Regions from separate parts of the Homo sapiens genome. Here region 1 is linked to region 2. Evidence: chromatin loops called from intact Hi-C (ENCODE). Cell type or tissue: mammary epithelial cell. All regions are shown on one strand.

Region 1 (4,000 bases), 110 kb after region 2:
TAGGTATCTGTGCATATCAGTATTTCTCTGAGTCTACTCATTTGAAGCATAGATGATTTCACATATTGTTGAATATTTTATAATACCTCACATAGAGTTTTATGAAAATGTTTTACGTATGGTTGATGCTCATATATATATATATTATATATATATGAGTGGGTTAATGAGTGAATCCCAAAAAGTTGGATTTTTAAGTCTATCTGAGAAATGGTTTTCATTGTATTCTTCTAGCTTTTAACCTTGTAAGGAACATGGCTTTATCTTCAGCAGAAATAAGCAAACATAATAAAAGAGATATTGTCTTTCTGCTTTGTGAAGACTCATTCAAGAAACATTTTGTAATCCTAGCTGCAGATATTATTTATATGTGTAAAGTGATTTTGTTTTCTTCTTCAGAGCACTTTCACAGCTATTAATTCCCTTGCTTTTTCAGGAGCCTTGTTGGGTGGATAGGGGAGATACTATTCTTATTTCCATTTCATTGAGTTGAAAACAAAGGCCCAGAGAGGGTTAGGTGATTTCTTCAAGGTCTCTCAGAACATTCATGCAGACCAAGAGTAGAAGTCAAGTTTCTTGGTGCCTATTTGGTATTTCTTATGTATCTTATTTACAATGCAGCAGTTTCTCAGTTTAAGTTTTGAAATGTGTTCCGTTTGATAGCGTTCTTTTACAATTAAGTAAGGAGCAGCACCCGATGATAGGTAACTTTAAACAGAGTGGTGACTTTTATCTTTTTTTTTTTTTTTTTTTTTTTTTTTTGAGAGGGAGTCTCGCTCTGTTGTCTGGGCTGGAGTGCAGTGGCGCAATCTCGGCCCACTGCAACCTCCGCCTCCTGGGTTCAAGCAATTCCCCTGCCTCAGCCTCCTGAGTAGCTGGGACTACAGGCGCCTGCCACCACACCTGGCTTTTTTTTTTTTTTTTTTTTTTTGGTATTTTAGTAGAGATGGGGTTTCACCATGTTGGCCAGGATGGTCTCCATCTCCTGACCTCGTGATCCACCCCCCTCGGCTTTCCAAAGTGCTGGGATTACAGGCATGAGCCACCGTGTCCAGCCGACTTTTATCTATTTCATTTTTTGGTCTAATATTTGGCTTGGTATTCGAGGCAGTGAATATTTATCTCATCGTTTTCTTATTCCTGCAGGCAACTTTGACCACCCTTTACTTTGTGGCCCTCTTTATATAAGTGGCTAGTAGAACAAAATGTACTTGTGGTTTTCATGTGTATGTCTCATTCATTTTTTTTTATTTGTCAGCCCACTCCATGAATAGCACATAGTCGGTACTTAGGAACTATTGAATGAATGTGAGGCAAATTCTTAGAATGTTAACCGCCTAGTATGTATTAATAGAACAATTCCTAACTGTTTGTTCACCAGGAGGTTGATATTGATCTAATGAGAAGATGCAGTATTTTCAATGATCTAATAATTTCTTTTATAATAGATGTGTCAAGCCCCTCCACTGCTGCATCAAAATACAGAGAATACAAGGATGAGTGAGATGAACCAGTCTCTGCTCTAGATGTTCATAGAATAATTTGGGGCACAAAACATATACTCACAGATGCTCAGGTCAAACTACATACAAAGTACTGTTGAAATTATTGGCTTTGTCTAGGGGATTGGGGGACTTGAGCTGGATCAGAAAGGAGTTTGAATTTGCATTGGCACTCAAGCACAGAAATTTACATGTAGAGTATAGCTAGGATTGCAAAAGAACATGGCATTTGAGAAGTTCAGTGACTAGAGTGTAGAATATGAGTTGGGTAACACTGGGAAATGAAGCTGATATATTAGATTATAAGGATCTTAGGTTTCTTAGAAAATATTTAATCTTCATTCAGAAGAGGGTGAGATACTGCTTAAGTGTTTAAAGCAAGGGATAGTATAATCAGATTTGTGTCATGAAAAGGTAACTCTGGCAGCTTTGTCATGGACAGATTAGATGAGTGAGGATCCAGGGGCAGGCAGAGCAGTTAAAAGTGTTTATGGGGCCAGGCACAGTGGCTCACACCTGTAATCCCCGCACTTTGGGAGGCCGAGGCAAGAAGGTCACTTGAGGTCGGGAGTTCAAGACCAACCTGGGCACATAGCAAGATTCATCTCTACTAAAAAAAAATAAAATGCTGGGTATGGTGGCACATGCTGTAGTCCCAGCTACTTGGGAGGCTGAGGTGGGAGAATCGCTGGAGCCCAGGAGGTCGAGACTGCAGTGACCCAAGGTGACACCATTGCACTCCAGCCTGGGCAATAGAGTGAGTCCCTGTCTTTTTTTTAAAAAGAATATTTATGGAATTGTTCAGATAATAGATGGATTCCTTCCTGAAGCAGTAGTACACAAGTGATAGAGGTTATGATTAACTAGAAACTATGAGGAAGTAGGAGGAGTTAGGAATCCCTCTGAGGTTTCCAGCTAGGGTGATTAACAGACAGGGTATGCAAACCAAGGAGGCTTGATGGGGCTAGATGTTGATAATAACTTTGGGTACACTGAGTCTGAAGTTTCTATATAAAACCAAGATGGAAATGTCAAGTGAGCAGCTGGAAATAATAGAATGAATGCTTAAAAGAAACACAGTAACTGACTACATGGATTGGGAACCATAACTATATCTAGGAGGTAGCTAGAGCCAAGGCAGTAGTGGCAAGGGTAGTGGATAAGGAGAAGAGGGCCTAGGACAGAATCTTAGGGAACCTCAGTTTCAGGGGGAGAAAGAAAAGAAAGCTAACAAGGACCTTGAAAAGCCTTTGGAAACATAAGTAATGATAGCATTATAATACACCTCTTCATTTTTTCTACGCAGCTATTTTAAATACTACTGGAATTTTTCTGGTATTTCTTATTGAATTGCTGTTAGTTCTATCCAAGGGTCAACTATCATTTTGCTTTTATTTCTTAGTCTCCATCCTTTCTGTTCATTCTGTTAGCCCCTCCTTTATCTTCCTATGCGGAGTTGATAGGAAAAGCATGACCTCATGTATTCAGTAACATTAGGAAAATGTGAATTCTGTGATGTTCCTAATAGTAAAGGAATTTGTAGTAGCTGAGGATTTAGTCTGGCATTCTGATACTGGAGTTTAGTATTCTAGACATAAATATCTTACTTCAAAGCATATTTTGTTATTATTTTTGAAGTCTTAAATTGTATATTAGAGAGTCATTGACACTGAAATTTTTGACAGTTTCACACATTGAAGAAGTGTGTTAAAGAATTTCTCCTAGCTTCTAAAATGGAAGTCTGATTGTATTCTCAGACTTTGCATAGTATTCATAGCTGATATTTTAGTTTTATATGTATTTGATAAATATAGAATAAATGCTGGCTATGTTCAAAACCAAAGTATTGCTAGAAAACTTGAGGAGTTACAAAAATGGATAACTAAAGCTGGATTAAAACATTTTATTTACAAAATGATTATGATTCTCCACTCCAACTCCCATCTCAAGTACAATTCAAATGAAAACAGTATTGAAATAAACTACAACATAAGTGTAAGAAAATGCCATGGAGCTTTGATGTTTCTCATGCAGACTATGTTGACGCATGCTTGAAAATATTAAATGCTTTTCAGAAACGTGTTTTGGTGCTTTTGCTTCTCTGGTTCCCCAAGCACAAGCTTAGAATGCCTTTTGGATAATCCAGCACTGATCTTGCCTTCAAAGGAGTTTGCAGTCTCCTGGGAAAGAAACCTACACAACTGAAATAGAATGAAAAAGAGGGCAGGGTCTGAAATGCTGAGCTCTCACTGAACACAGAACTACCAGTCTGAAAATTCCAAATGCAAACATCGAACAGCACTATTATGATCAAACCTAAAAGTGCCATCTCTGGGGTATAGTTCATTTAGAGAATTCTATAAGGATCTGGGAGTTGGAGACCCAGCTGGTGGGAATTATTTATCATCACTAAAGATATTCAGGTATCAGTTGACTGTTTTCCATTTTAATTGTGTGTCAAAGGATACTAGGTCCTTCCCAGTCATGTGTTTCTTAGA
Region 2 (4,000 bases):
AGTTGCTTATCAGCTTAAGGAGATTTTGGGCTGAGACAGTGGGGTTTTCTAGATATACAATCATGTCATCTGCAAACAGGGACAATTTGACTTCCTCTTTTCCTGATTGAATACCCTTTATTTCCTTCTTCTGCCTAATTGCCCTGGCCACAACTTCCAACACTATGTTGAACAGGAGTGGTGAGAGAGGGCATCCCTGTCTTGTGCCAGTTTTCAAAGAGAATGCTTCCAGTTTTTGCCCATTCAGTATGATATTGGCTGTGGGTTTGTTATAGATAGCTCTTATTATTTTGAGATACATCCCATCAATACCTAATTTATTGAGAGTTGTTAGCATGAAGGGTTGTTGAATTTTGTCAAAGGCCTTTTCTGCATCTATTGAGATAATCATGTGGTTTTTTTCTTTGGTTCTGTTTATATGCTGGATTACGTTTATTGATTTGCGTATATTGAACCAGCCTTGCATCCCAGGGATGAAGCCCACTTGATCATGGTGGATAAGCTTTTTGATGTGCTGCTGGATTCGATATCACCACAGATCCCACAGAAATACAAACTACCCTCAGAGAATACTACAAACACCTCTACGCAAATAAACTAGAAAATCTAGAAGAAATGGATAAATTCCTCGACACATACACTCTCCCAAGACTAAACCAGGAAGAAGTTGAATCTCTGAATAGACCAATAACAGGAGCTGAAATTGTGGCAATAATCAATAGCTTACCAACGAAAAAGAGTCCAGGACCAGATGGATTCACAGCCGAATTCTACCAGAGGTACAAGGAGGAACTGGTACCATTCCTTCTGAAACTATTCCAATCAATAGAAAAAGAGGGAATCCTCCCTAACTCATTTTATGAGGCCAGCATCATCCTGATACCAAAGCCTGGCAGAGACACAACCAAAAAAGAGAATTTTAGACCAATATCCTTGATGAACATTGATACAAAAATCCTCAATAAAATAGTGGCAAACTGAATCTATATGACTTTAGTGTAATATCATTGAAGACTTAGAGAGGGTTAGTGTGAGTTAGAAAAACTCTCTATTTTTAATATTCTGCCCAGTCTAAAATTTTTACCTGTCATAAACTAAATCTGTATATCTCTCACCTGTCTTATATTTATTTCAGTACATGATATAAGGGTGGACTCTATTTTTTTCTCAATGGCGAGCCCATCATCTCATCTCCATTTATTAGATAATCCATTTTTTTCTCACTGATTGTGGATAACACATATACATATTTGCGCTTTTAGGATTTAGTCTTTTTTTCCCCTTTGACCTTTCTGTACTCTAGCATTAACACCACATGGCCTTAATTAGAGAAACTATAAAATTTTTAACTGTTAATATAGCAACATATCCCTTATTTTTTTTAACAAAAATGTTCTTAGCTACATTAGTGCATTCTTTTAAAAAATTATGGTAAAAATTACATAATGTGAAATCCTCTTTCATTTTTAAGGGTATAATAGAGTATTGTTAACTATGTGCATATTATTGTACAGCAGATCTCTAGAACGTTTTCATCTGGCATGACTGAACCTCTGTTCCCATTGAACAGTAGCTCTCCATTCCCATACCCCCAGCCCCTGGAAACCACCGTTCTACTTTCTGCTTCTGTGAATTCGACTACTTTAGACACATCACATAAGTGGAATCATACAGTGTTTGTCCTGTTACTGTCTTACTTCCCTTAGTATAATGTCTTCAAAGTTAATCCATGTTACAGCATATTAGAGGATTTTCTTCTTTTTTAAGGCTGAATAATATTCCATTGTATGTATATAACACAATTGCCTTCTTTCTTTTTTTTTTGAGACAAGGTCTTGCTCTGTCAGCCAGGCTGTAGTGCAGTGGTGTGATCATGGCTTACTGCAGCCTGGAACTCAGGCCCAAGGGATCCTCCCAGCTTAGCCTCCCCAGTAGCTGGGACTACAGCCACACACGCAACTAAGTTAATTTTTTTTTTTTTTTTTTTTTGTAGAGACAAGGTTTCTCTGTGTTGCCAGGGCTTGTCTGGAACTCCTGGCCTCAAGCAATACTCCTCCCTCGGCTGGAATTACAGGCATGAGCCACACTGCCGGCCAATACATTTTCTTTATTCATTCATCTGCTGATGGATATTTAGATTGTTTCCACCTCTTGGCTATTGCGAATAGTGCAACAATGAGCATGAGAGGGCAGATATTTGTTTAAGTTCCTCATTTCACTTTGTTTGAATAAATATCCAGAAATGTGATTGCTGGTTCATTTGGTAGTTCTACTTTTAAGTTTTTGAAGAATCTTCATACTGTTTTCTGTAGCAGCTACGTTATTTTACATTCCCAACAATAGTGTACAAGGTTTTAATTTCTCCACATCCTTGCTGACACTTACTTATTTATTTTTTATGTTGTTGTTTTTTTAAAAACAACAGCCATACTAGCAGGTGTAAGGTGATATTTCATCGTGGTTTTGATTTGTACTTCCCTGATAATTTGTAATGCTAAGCATTTTTCAAATACCTGTGTATCATTTGTATGTCTACTTTGAAGAAATGTCTATTCAAGTCTTTTGCCAAGTTTTTACTTGTGTTTCTGTTTTTTGTTTTCGCTACTGAGTTATAGGAGTTCCCTATACATTTTGAATATTAAGCCCTTATCAGACATATGGTTTGGAAATATATTCTCTCATTCTGTAGTTTTCTGTTTTGTTCTGTTGTTTGCTGTGCAGAAGCTTTTTATTTTGATATACTTCTACTCATCTATTACTGCTTTTGTCAGCATCAAGAAATCATTTCTAAAGACCAAATTATGAAGCTTTTCTCCTGTGGTTTTTTCCTAGGAGTTTGTAGTTTCATGTCTTATATTTATTCTTTGATCCATTTTGAGTTGGTTTTGTGTGTGGTGTAAAATAAGGCTCCACTTTTGTTCTTTTGCATGTTGATACCCAGTTTTCTCAGCAGCATTATATTTCCACATTGTGTTAGTTGTGACGCCCTTGTCAAAGATCATTTGACTGTATATATATATGGTTTTATTACCTGGGCTCTCTGTTCTGTTCCATTAGTCTATATGTCTTTATGCCAGTACCAATCTGTTTTAATTACTGAAGCTTTAGAATGCATTTTGAAGTCAGGAGGTATGAAGCCCTCAGCTTTTTGCTTTCTCAAGATTGTTTCAGCTGTTTGGGATTCTTTATGGTTTCCATACGAATTTTAGGATTTTTTTTTTCTGTTTCCGCAAAAATGCTGTAGGATTTTGAAAAGGATTGCATTGAATCTGTAGCTTACTTTGTGGTGTTGACATCTTAACAATATTAAACCTTTCAGTGCATGAACATGGGATGTCTTTCCATTTATTTGTGTCTCCTTTCATTTCTTTCAGCAATGTTTTGTAGTTTTCAGTGTACAAATCTTTCACCTTCTTGGTTAAGTTTATTCCTAAAGTACTTTATTCTTTTTTATGCTTTTGTAAATGGGATTTGCCTTAGTCCCTTTGGGCTGCTACAACAAACTATCATAAACTGAGTAGCTTATAAACAATAGAAATTTATTTCTTACAGTTCTGGAGGCCAGGTGTTTAAGTTCAAGGTGCTGGCAAATTCAGTGTCTAGAGAGGGCCCTCTTCACGGTTCATAGAAGGTGTCTTTCCCCTGTATTGTCACCTAGTAAAAGTGCCAAAGGAACTCTCTGAGGACTTTTCTATAAATGCACTAATTTAATCTATGAGTTCTATCATGACCTCATGAAGGCCCACTTCCTAATACCATCACCTTTGGGGTTAAGTAACCCAAAACATTTATTCTTTGTAGACCTAGTATCTGCAGACAATAACAATTTTATCTCTTCATTTCTGATAGTTTTATGTATTATTTCTGTGTGTTTTAAAGCAATGTTTAATAATTTTGATCATAGCACATATACCTTTTTTCTTAATTTATTGGATACACCACTAATTTACTGTTAAATATGATTTGTATATGTACTTTATTATGCTGCACATGACCATCC

The links. Hi-C counts contacts between places; a loop is a spot of excess contacts. Peaks named below come from ENCODE experiments on the same cell type or tissue, not always from the same donor. Only the 100,000 strongest peaks of a DNase experiment are listed, where the experiment ranks them.
Region 1: it touches region 2 in a loop (2.3-fold over the local background); 1 of 110 quality-filtered maps calls a loop at or near these places.

Annotation. Positions count from the first base shown.
Region 1 is chr1:243,547,721-243,551,720 of GRCh38, reverse strand. All of the region lies in intron 11 of AKT3 (AKT serine/threonine kinase 3), which reads left to right. Among named protein-coding and RNA genes, the nearest start is that of MIR4677, 200 kb to the right of the region's middle. In mammary epithelial cell, no CTCF peak of the experiment used is centred here; a DNase peak (open chromatin) is centred at 2,410.
Region 2 is chr1:243,656,854-243,660,853 of GRCh38, reverse strand. All of the region lies in intron 4 of AKT3 (AKT serine/threonine kinase 3), which reads left to right. Among named protein-coding and RNA genes, the nearest start is that of AKT3-IT1, 140 kb to the left of the region's middle. In mammary epithelial cell, no CTCF peak of the experiment used is centred here; a DNase peak (open chromatin) is centred at 2,053; H3K27ac peaks cover 1,932 bases.